2 separate regions of the Homo sapiens genome follow, and region 2 is linked to region 1. Evidence: read pairs that join two places in POLR2A ChIA-PET (ENCODE). Cell type or tissue: endothelial cell of umbilical vein. All regions are shown on one strand. Links, peaks and the distances in the headings refer to the core of each region. The heading gives the core; the rest is flanking DNA.

Region 1 (5,744 bases), core at 297-5,296:
CAGGAGGGCTGGAGTGGTAGTCCGTGCCCGTGGGTCTCCGCAGGTGGTAGGTGGGGCCCTGCGCCTGCAGCCGGCGCGTGGTTGGGCCTGGCCCTTGGGCGCGCTCCCATCCCTTGTTTTTCACCCACGCCCACTATTCTGTTGATCCTACTGCTAAGTGCACGAGGCGCCTGCAGTGCGGATGGCGTCTCAAAGGGTTGCGGTCGCTGCATGTACTGCCTCGTACTGGACCGCCACCAGGGCCCGTGGCATTTGCCGCCTCCGCACCCTTTGCTCCTTCAACACCAAACTCCACAGCTCTCCACGACCACGCTGCGAAGGTGATTCCTGAGCTGCTGCTGCTTTATGGCAGTCTGCTGTACAAAATACATCTTCCTTGGTGTCATTCCCGCTGATGAAACCCCATCCTTCTTGTCCTCGCGGGCAGGCGCAGCCGATGTGAGGCACCCTGGCCACCGATCCCTGTGCGCTGCCCCTGGTGCTGGGTTTGGTGTCGCGGCGGCGGCTCGGCCTGGGCCTCTTTGCTCATGGGTGCGGGGATGGCGAGTGGCGCCCGCTGCGCACTTGCGGCTCCTCCCAGGGCTGGGCGTGAGGTTAACCGGGCCGGGACGGCGGTGGGGCTGCTCAGGGTCTCTGGAGTCTATTCCCTGCACCCATACCATCTAATTCAGAAGTTTTAAGGCACATGTGACATCTGTCATCGCTACAACTCAGTTTGTGGAGGGACAGGACACAGTATAATCCACAGGCCAGATTAACCCCCGACGAAGTGGCTATGATGGAGGAAGTTTCTAGCACCTGGAAGGCCAGGAAGGCAGTTGGAGAACAGACACATCTTGCAGATGACAATAGGTAAAGGCCCAGGAAAGCAGGTGGTATGGGGCGTCTTAGAGCAGAGAGTGGGGACCCAGCAATGTTCTGGTAGACTTAGAGGGAAAAGGGAGCCAGTCCCTGAGGAGTCAGGGTACCAGGCAGGCAACAAAGGAAGCCACTCAAAAATGGGAATCAAGAGCTGGATTCAGTGAGCACACAGTAGTGGTTCTCAAAATGTCCTTCTCAGACTGGCAGCAGCAGCACCTAGGAACTAGTCAGAAATGCAAATCCTCACTCCTCCTCCCACAAGACGTCTGAATCGCAAACACCTAGCAGTCTATGTTTGAGCAGGCCCTCTGGGATTCTAAGAAATGCTCACGTTTGAGAACCACTGGCTTAGAGATTAAGCCCATGGACTCTAAAGCCATCCCAGTTGTGCCAGTAACTAGCTATGTGATCTCAGTTTCCTCATCTGTAAAATGGGGATAAAAATGGTACCTACCTCAGGGTAGTTGCAAGGAGTAAGCGGTACACACACACACACACACACACACACACAAAGTACTTAGAACAGTGACTCCAGCACATGTAATTGTCAGCTAATGCTGCTCTTATCGTTAGTCATCAGAACTAGGGTATTCAGGTGAAGTAGAACCACCCATAACACTGCTTGATTTGGAAGCAAAGAGGTTTGCATTCAAGGTCCTTTCATCTTGGTCCCTCACTGGCCTGTACTGAGAGGTAAGGGGTTCCAGCTGTAGAAACTGGGGAACTCAGGGATCCAGGAAGTGGAATGTAACAACTGGCTTTAAATGTTTCAACACTGGGCTTCCCTTACTCCACATTACTCTTGAAAAGCAAAACTCATTCTAAAAGTGGCCATTAGGATGTTTTTAATTCAAGATCAGAAGAATATTAAAAACTGTTCTGTCCAGCAATGGAATGAGCTGTCTCCTGAAGAAGTCAGCTCTTTCTTACCATACACACATAGTGTGAGACAAAGTACTCATTGGCAAAGCATGTCAGACACAGATCTCTAAGTGGGGAGGGAAGTTCGAGTCTCAATGATTCCTTCCGCATTTTAGAATCTGGGAGTCTAGACCTTAGCATTTAGACAGGCAATAGGCTCCGGCCTTTCACCTTTATAAATGGCCTCTCCAATCTGCACAAATGCTTCCCTCCCCACTGCCACCCTGTGATTTTCTTTTGGTTCACATCTATGTCAGCTTTGGAATCCAGATGTGACCTGATTTTGAGTCTGGAATGAATTCATATTTAACAAGATGAGTTACTGTAATATTAATTGTTGCATTTTTTTTGTTCCTTCTTAGTCTAGACTTTTCTAAAGAAACAAAGATGATTATACTCCCTTCTCCCACAAATAAAAGCTAGGCAGTTAGGGTTTTACTCTTATCTTTGAGAGGGAATTAACAGTGGTTTCATATGCCTCAGTGACGACACACACACACACACACACACACACACACACACAGAAACACCAGGGAGACAACTCCAAAGAGGCCTTATTTTTAAAGACCTGGGGATTGCTTCTGCATGGAGAAACTCATTTTGAAGGTAAAAGAAGGGCGTGTTATGGGGTTGTTGGTTTCCAAGATACTAGGAAAGAGACAGGGTTTGTGAGTTCCTCGTGGGGCAAGATCCAACTTATACAACCTGTGTGCTGCCTACAGAGGCCAGATGTCAAACAACTCTGCTGCCCTTCAGAGCAGAGCTAGGTCCCTCCGTCCAGACTCTAGCAAAGGCGGAGCTCTGTGAAACCTGTCTAGAGTGGTCTTACCCATGAACAGGGGGCCAGCTCTCCACCCCAGCAGCATGCAGCAAAAGGAACCATGATGTTGAGGGTGACCAGTGTGATCTGATAGGCAGATTCCTTTCCTGTTCCCTCCAAATAGACACACACACACAGGGATGTGTGTATGCACACATAATTGGAGACACATTGATAAGGAGCCACTGTCCAAGTGCAATCCAAAAGAAAGGGTGAACATGAAAAATGACAAATATTAGACTGATACTGACTCCCCTACTTGGGGTCTTCGGGTCACAATTTGTTTTAGAAAAATAAAGACATCTGTCACTCCTTGAAGCTGACATGATCTGATGCAACTGATACACATTATAAATCGATAGCTCTTTATTGAGTGCCTGTGAAATGACCAGCAGCAGAAGCTCCCAGGCTTTTACATACTTTTTAAATGGAAATGAACACCTTCGAGACAGGTATTATCTCCATTTTGCAGATCTCACAGTCAAATTAGCAGAACCAGGACATGAAGGTTTTCTACTAAACTATGCTACTTTGCTCAGTGCCAGATCATTAAAAAAAAAAAAAAAAAGGTCTTTGTGATGTCAGACAAAAAGCCAAGAATCTACCATAACTGATACAGAGGGGGAAATCTTATTTCCAGGAGAATTAGAACAAGTTTTATACTTGTTCCTGTTTTTATTAAAACAAGATTAATTATGTGCAGGTATAGATAATGGGTTAAAATTACACGATTGGCAAATAAATTGAAATTCAGTTTCCTTTAACAAAAATGCAATGTCAATAAAATTTCCTACAAAAACAAACAAGCAAGCATCATCCTCTCAAGACAAGGTTATACAACAGTATGCAATGGCACCATCTCACTGGAAAGCTTCTGACAAACAAGCCCAGACTGAATTTCATGATGACAAGATACAGAATAAGCATATGTTTGACAATTTAAAACAAAACTTTCCTCAAATTAAGTTTTGTTTCCTTAGTCTTCAAAATATCCGATTTGAATATATTCTTTTACCTTCATTTGTATAAAATATTTATTTTTAAAGCCTTGTGCCAACAAATCAATGTTTCTCCCTTCCTGAATGATTCTGCTATTTAAAACCTAGGGACCTTTGGCTTCACTTTGATTTCTGAATTTGAAAGCTTGGAGATTTTAAATTTTCCATTCTACAGCAGCCATAGAAAACATATCACATTGCTGTTTATGCTATTGTAATATGTTAAACATCTTTTTAAAAAATATGCTAAATATCTCATCTCTTTTAAAAAAATGTTAAACATCTTTTTAAAATGTGCATAGATTCATAGTTCTACTTCTAAATTCATCCTAAGAAAATCACTGTACAGGTACACAAAAATATAGGTACAAAGGAATGTTTTTAATAGGTAAAAGAAGAAACAATTTAAATATGTAATAATTGACTAAGCAAATCCAGGTATATTCAAATAAATGAGATATTATGCAGCTATTTAATAAAGATGACATAAATGCATGTTGACATAAGAGATATTGAAATTATACTGTTCAGTTTAAAAAGGAGATGACTAAACAGCTTGCACAGCATGGAAAAAAGTCCGGAAGGTTGCCTACCAAGATGTTGACAGAGTTCATGTGTCTTCATGGTACGATTAAAGGTTTCTTCAATAAATTTCTTCTTCCTGTTTTCTTATCTGTATATTTTCTAATGTGGCTACAACAAACCTATCTCCCTTGTGTCATAAATAAAGAAATGAACACTACATAGGAGAAAAAATAACACTTACTTCCCATCATGAAGAAAACATTCCTTTGACCCCATGTCTTCCAGCTTCTGCCCATTTTCTGCTCCCATTTATAGCAAATCTTTTCCTGCTGTTTCTGCTTCCTTCCTCCCCTTTCTCTCAAGCCATCTCCCTACACTCCACCAAAGCTACTCTGTTAATGTCACCATTCACCTCCACGTTGCCCCATCTTCTGGCCTCAGCTTACTTGTTCCTCAGCATTGGACAGAGCTAATCACAATTTCCTTCTTGAAACATTTCCTCACCTGGATTTGGGACACTTCTCCCTTCTCTTTGCCCCTTCTTCCTTAACAACTCCTTCTCAGTCTCTTCTGCTGACCCTTTCTCATCTTCCTGACCTCTTGTTGTTGGAGTGCCTAGAGCTCAGTCCTTGGGCCTCCTCTCTCTGCACTCCCAATACCATCTGCATAGACTCCACCAATACCCACAGTATCTCCTCTGCATTCCAGACCTTGATAACCAACTCTCTTTCCTACATTTCCATTTGGATGTCTAAAACATGTCTTTCTCCAACCTATCGATCCTCTACTCTTTCATATCTATTAGCAAATCTTGAAATCTCTACCTTCAAAATCGATCATAAATACGACAATGTCTCAACTACCTTTACCACTGCTACCTGAGTCCAAGCTAGCGCCATCCTCCTCTGGGTAGAGCTCTGCAAAAGTCTCCCATGCTCCTCATTTCCCCGCTACCATATTCTTCTTGCTGCTCCTTGGACAGGACATCATGCATTCTGGACTCAGGCCTTTGTGCTTGCTATTTCCTCTCCCTAGAATTTCCTTTCCTCAGCTATCCCCTTGCTCATTCTCTTAACTGTCTTTGGCGTCTGGTCAAATGCATTTATCAGAGACATCTTTCCTGCCCAACCTATTTAAAATATTACAGTCCATCCCAGCTTCACCTCCATTGTCTTGCCTTAGTTTACCCACAGTACTTACTGCTTTCGAACATACCATACATTTATTTGCTATTGTCAGTCTCTCTCAACTAGATTATAAGTCTCATGTGTGCAGGGAATTTTTTTTGTTGTTCACTGCTGCACTGCCAGCTCCTAGAACAAAACCTGAGACAGGATAAGAACTCAACAAATATTTGTGGAATGAATGACTTGCCAGTCTAAGACTTTTCTTAGACTTAGAGGGAACTCTTTTCACATTCTCATAATTCTTAACATCTTGGGGTGGTGAGATGAGATTAGTAGTGATGCACCAGTGGGGCAGAGTGAGGAAGAGGAGCTGTAGCCCCTTCTTCTGGAAGTCTCAGTCAACTACAGGCTACTAATGTGACAAGAAGAGCAAGGAACAGCAGAAACTAGCTGGGAAAAAGCCCAGCACCTCCAGTCTATGTTTGGGGTTGG
Region 2 (5,744 bases), core at 197-5,196, 460 kb before region 1:
ATCCAATGTGTCCCACTGTCTTTTTCCAGGAAATCACAGAAATCCTCTACAAAATGAACCTAAAATCTCATTATAAGAAAGAGGAGAAATTCAACGATCAAATGGGACACTGTGTGAAGTACTATTGCAGCATTTTTAAAATGTTGATTTCCCCAAGTCCTGCTTCCACATTTGACACTCTCAAAACTACGTAGTTCCTGTTTTAATTGTATTTTACATACAAAAGAGCACTATTTTCCCAGCAGGCATTGCCATTAACAGTACATCCTCCATTAAATTTTATTAAAAGATTTCATTAATTTACTCTAGAGAACAGCAACTGGGTTGGGGGTGGGGATACCCAATGCCATCATCTTGCATTTGTCACTTTTGTTACTACTGTCAATGAATACCCAGCTTTGCCAAGGTTATACATTATAGCCATGTACTGGTAACCAATAAACTTTTCATCAATATGTTAGACTTAGCAGACATGATACCATGAAAACAATGGCAAGTGAAGAAAATCAGTTTACTTATTCACTTGGCAAATTGCTATTGAGGGCCTACTATATGTTAGAGGCACTTCCTCCAGAGGTTTACTGTTTTTGTAGGGTAGAGAATTGGCTAAATCCTGTAGGACTATCAAGTAGTAAACAAATATTAACATATTTAATAGTAAAGCAAAATATTTTAAAATGTTAGAAAATGTTTCTGCCTCACTTGCTGAGTACCGTCCTATGAAATTTTTATTTTCAGAGATAATTCAATTTCATTTATTTTAGATTATATTTCCTTATAAGGTGCTGGTATGTCTATCATTGTCCCCTTTATTAAACTGTGAAAGAGTAATACTAAAAGAAAACACCAGGATAATTGCAACAGAAATACTACTATTAATACTTTAATAGCTAACATGAAGTGCCTGCTTACTCTGTGGCAGCCATTGTTCCAATTTACTTATATCAACTAGGTTTATAACAATCCAACAAGGTAGGTCAATTATTGACTCATTTTACAGATGATATAAAGAAAACATCAGTTAAATAAAGCATCTAAGGTTAAAAGCTACTAAACTGAGACGCTGGATTTGAACACCAATAGTCTACTCCAGACCTCTAGTATTATCCACTACATTATACTACCTCTAGACTAGACTGAAAGAAAACACCTTGCAGGCATAAAATTTAAGTATCCCTAGTATCAAACACAGTATCTGTTCCATAGTAGGTAGTAGTCAGTAAAACTATTTAAGACACATTTTGGTTTTAACTTGTAAATGGCTAAAGGATCTTTATGGCTACTACTCTTAGTTTATTGGTAAAAGATGCTCAGAAAGAAGCTGGTCAATTTAAGTGACGAGAAAAAAAGTAACGTAACCCCCCCTACTCTTCCTTATAATTTCCCAACAGTAGTATCAGCAGTCTGACTTCTAAGGGACTTTTAAAATTCCATTTCATGAAAATAAAAGTGAAGGTGCTTAAGGAACTTTAACAATCCTTTTAATTGTTATCAAGTAGCAGAGATTTTGAGAAGAAATTGTGGTGCTTATGGTTCCTGGCCAGAAAATTATGCTCTTTTCTTTCCACTTTTATCAGAAAGTTCAAAATGCCTAAAGAGTCTATTTTTCCTGATGCCTCTAATTTTACAATGGAAACCAATGGAAAATACTGTCCTTGTAGTCTGTGCCTTCAGATTCTACCAAATGAACTTAATCTAACCTCACCAATTTTTCACATTTCAAAAACTGCATGAGCTGAGGGACTTGGTTTCCATATGCAATTTGAACAGTATATTGAAGGAAAAATTTTTAAAGTAGTCAAGATACTAAACATACCCCGCCACCAAAATCAGTGTTTGTAGAATGATACAAGTAGAAAAATTAGTAAAAGTGCCTTCTCAGCTAACAAAAGTTAGTCTATCCCATATCCAGTTTTAATACTATCAGAAATAATTTAATTAAATATTGAGTTTAGAATTATAAATGATTCTTGTTTTAAAGCAAAACTACATGCAGTTAGCATCACCTAACCTTCTCAAAAAAAAAAAGCTGGGGGGTTGGGAGGGAGACAAGAACAAGTCTTACCTCAATAAAAGAATCAATGTGCAACATTAGAGCTTGAGTCCTACTGATGATAAACTGATTGACACATGCAACAGCGTGAGACCTAGAAACAAAGTTTAAAATTTAACATATGCTCATTGTAACTTTGTTCTATCTATAGAAAATTGGTAAAAACATTCCTCCATAAAAATATTATGATATGTCTATCAATATACCCACTAAAAAGAATACGTCAAACTTCTGTATCAACAAGGAAAGAATTTGAATGATATACTAAGTGCAAAACGCAAGCTGCAGAGCAATATGTATTTCTAAGCAACTGAAAAATGTTAGAAAGGACATGTGCAAATTTTTAATAGTGCATACCCATAAAGAGTGGAGGTTGGGGAGGGGCAAAATTTTTTTTTTTAGATGCCTACAGATTTAAAAATGATAGGTAAACATTCCTTTTGAAACTAAAAATGGAGAATAGTCCATGTGTTCTGGCATATGCAATTCAATTGCTCAGCAGTTCTTATTGACACCAACTTTAAAAATTTACTCTTAATCTAATCATTTCTCACTGCTTTCATTTCTCTCAACCAAGCCATGATCTCTGATCTCTTACCAGGGTTAATGAAATAGGCTGTACTTGGTTTCCTGACTTCCATTGTGCCAAACCCCACTACAGCCTGTTTGACACACACAGACCACACTATACTCTCATTCAGATTGCTGCAATAAAACTTAATCTACTTTTTCTACAAAAGGTCAAACAGTAAATATTTTAAGCTTTATGGGCCACATGAAGACCTTTGTTGTCATTTTTTTCCCTCTTAATTACAACCTCTTAAATTTAAAAATCATCCTTACCTTGCAGGTCATGGGCTAAATTTGGCTCCATGGGACATAGTTTGCTGACTACTTGCCTAGACATTCCTTTATACTGTGGCTCCTCCCTTACCCCCTAACTTCAATTCCCATTATGCTGCTACAACCCAAAGTTTCTTTCTTTTGTCACTCTAAAAGGCTGATTCCTAATTCCAGAGACTTCTCACTTGCTGTTCTGTCTTAAACATCCTTCACCATCTTTCATAGACTCACTTCCTTACTTTGTTCAGTCTTTGCACAAACGTTTCCTTTACAGACAGCCATTTACATAAAGTATCTCTGAATCACTGTCTATCCCTGATCTCATTATTTTTCCATTGTACTCATGACTGTATGAAATCATATTACTTATTCATTATCTGTCCTGTCTCCTCTTCTGAAATATAACCCCATGAAAACCTTTCTTTGTCTTAACCACTGTGCCAAAAACAGTTGATTTTTGGTTCTGCAGTTACAGCAAAGCACATAAACATTTACCAAGATAACATTAAGTGAAAAAAGCATACTATGGGGAGCTCAACCCCTTAAATGTTCAACACAGGGTAAGCTACCTATGCTTTAAAGTGTGTTTTTCTCATTCTATAAAACTACTACTGGCTGGGCGCAGTGACTCACGCCTGTAATCCTAGCACTTTGGGAGGCCGAGGCGGGCGGATCACTTGAGGTCAGGAGTTCTAGACCAGCCTGGCCAACATGGTGAAACCCTGCCTCTACTAAAAATACAAAAATTAGCCGGGCCTGGTGGTGCATGCCTGTAATCCCAGCTATTCGGGAGGCTGAGGCAGGAGGCAGGAGAATCGCTTGAACCCGGGCAGCGGAGGTTGCAGTGAGCCGAGATCGCGCCACTGTACTCTAGCCTGGGCGATGGAGAGAGACTCAGTCTCAAAAAAAACCAACTCTGTCTCAAAAACAACAGCAACCTACAATTCATTCATTTGTTGGGGGGATTAAACTACATGAGCTAATATATATGTTAAGTACTTGGCATAGTAAACAAATGGAAAAAAAATACAATAAAGTCTTTTAAAGGGCCTTTAAATCAAGAACAGAAATCTTTTAACTTGCATTTTTTTTGTGTGCATGTAAGGCAAAATTTAAAGGCAGAAATCTCTCCTATCCCCAACCTCCAGAGGCACCTACTACTAGCCTCCCCAAACCATTTTTAGAAACTTGGGAACAGTTAGGACTTACATTTTAAATTAAAAGAAACAGTGTGACGTGCTTTCTTTGGAAGTTTAATATAGTTTCTATACATCAGCAATGAAGGAAAAAACTAGAAAGTGTAACTTAAATGCTACCATTTACAATAGTATCATAAGACCAAGTAAGTGCCTGGGAATACATTTAATATGTAATATGTTCAAGGCCTCTAAAAAGAAAAGTAGAAAACTTCATTAAAAACAAGCAATTGGCTGGGCACGGTGGCTCACGCCTGTAATCCCAGCACTCTGGGAGGCTACGGTGGGCGGATCACCTGAGGTCAGGAGTTGGAGACCAGGCTGGCCAACATGGTGAAACCCCATCTCCACCAAAAATAAAAAATTAGCTGGGAGTGATGGCATGCGCCTGTAATTCCAGCTATACTTGGGAGGCTGAGGCAGGAGAATCGCTTGAACCTGGGAGGTGGAGGTTGCAGTGAGCAGGGATAATGCCATTGCACTCTAGTGTGGGAGACAAGAGTGAAACTCCGTCTCAAAAAAAAAAAAAAAAAAAGCAATTAGTATTGTGAAAATGACTATTTCTTCTAAATTGATCCACAGATTTAATGTTATTCCAACGTAAATTCCAACAAGGCTTTTCATAAAACTTGACAACTGTAGAATTTATAAGGAAGAGAAAAGGCATTCCTACTGTCCTACTGAAAGCTCTAAATATCATTTCCCAATAAAAGGAATCAGATCTAGGCCAGAAATACAGATGATAAACTTGGAATGCTATGGATATCTGTGTATATAAAAATAAAACTTCCTTGTATTGATTTCTGGTGATCAAAGGCAATAACAAAGGCAGAATAATTACTCATGTCACATATTCATAATCAATATCAATTTGTTAATTAGATCTGTCTGATACTATATAAATGGCATTTGTTTGTGAAGAATGAATTTTTCTCCAATATGATCTCTTCCTTATAGATTATAAGAAAATATTCCCCCAGAAGCATCTGAGGTATTTAGTAAGCTCAGAGTAATTCTGTTAAATCATGTATATTTTCAATTCTAATTTCTCATCCTGAAAGTCTGCATATTCCAGGTCAAATTCTGATTTTTAGCCTTTCTTCAACTCATATTTTTATAAGGTAAAACTGTCTTTATTTATTTTTTTGAGATGGAGTCTCACTCTGTCACCCAGGAGGGAGTGCAGTGGCGCAATGTCAGCTCACCACAACCTCCGCCTCCTGGGTTCAAGTGATTCTCGTGCCTCAGCCTCCCAAGTAACTGGGATTACAGGTGCATGCCACCATGCCAGGCTAACTTTTGTATTTTTAATGGAGGTAGGATTTTGCCATGTTGGCCGGGCTGGTCTCAAACTCCTGACCTCAGGTGATCCACTCGCCTCAGCCTCCCAAAGTGCTGGGATTACAGGTGTGAGCCACTACGCCCTGCCATTTATTATTTTAAAAGTTCTGCCAATTTTATATGTTGTAAAACTGTAGGCCTTATTTTCATTCCATTCTGGGACATAATATAAATTTACCTTATAAATAGGAGTAACGTTACCCAAAATTTTTTTCAAGTTGAGATAAGCCAGAACACAATAAAAATACGGAAAAATTATCTTAATATAGTTTGAGCTGTTTGTACAACTCTTTCCTTGCTGTGTAGAAATT

Evidence for each region. Peaks named below come from ENCODE experiments on the same cell type or tissue, not always from the same donor. Only the 100,000 strongest peaks of a DNase experiment are listed, where the experiment ranks them.
Region 2: POLR2A ChIA-PET joins it to region 1 with 5 read pairs; 2 of 35 experiments call an interaction of 5 or more read pairs at or near these places.

The regions. Positions count from the first base shown.
Region 1 is chr5:72,412,311-72,418,054 of GRCh38, reverse strand. It overlaps the pseudogene YBX1P5. Among named protein-coding and RNA genes, the nearest start is that of ZNF366, 92 kb to the left of the region's middle. In endothelial cell of umbilical vein, for the core only: no CTCF peak of the experiment used is centred there; no DNase peak of the experiment used is centred there.
Region 2 is chr5:72,869,042-72,874,785 of GRCh38, reverse strand. TNPO1 (transportin 1) reads right to left here. Exons shown (of 25, transcript NM_002270.4): 7 at 2,066-2,147. Among named protein-coding and RNA genes, the nearest start is that of MIR4804, 6.7 kb to the left of the region's middle. In endothelial cell of umbilical vein, for the core only: no CTCF peak of the experiment used is centred there; a DNase peak (open chromatin) is centred at 3,235; H3K27ac peaks cover 2,942 bases.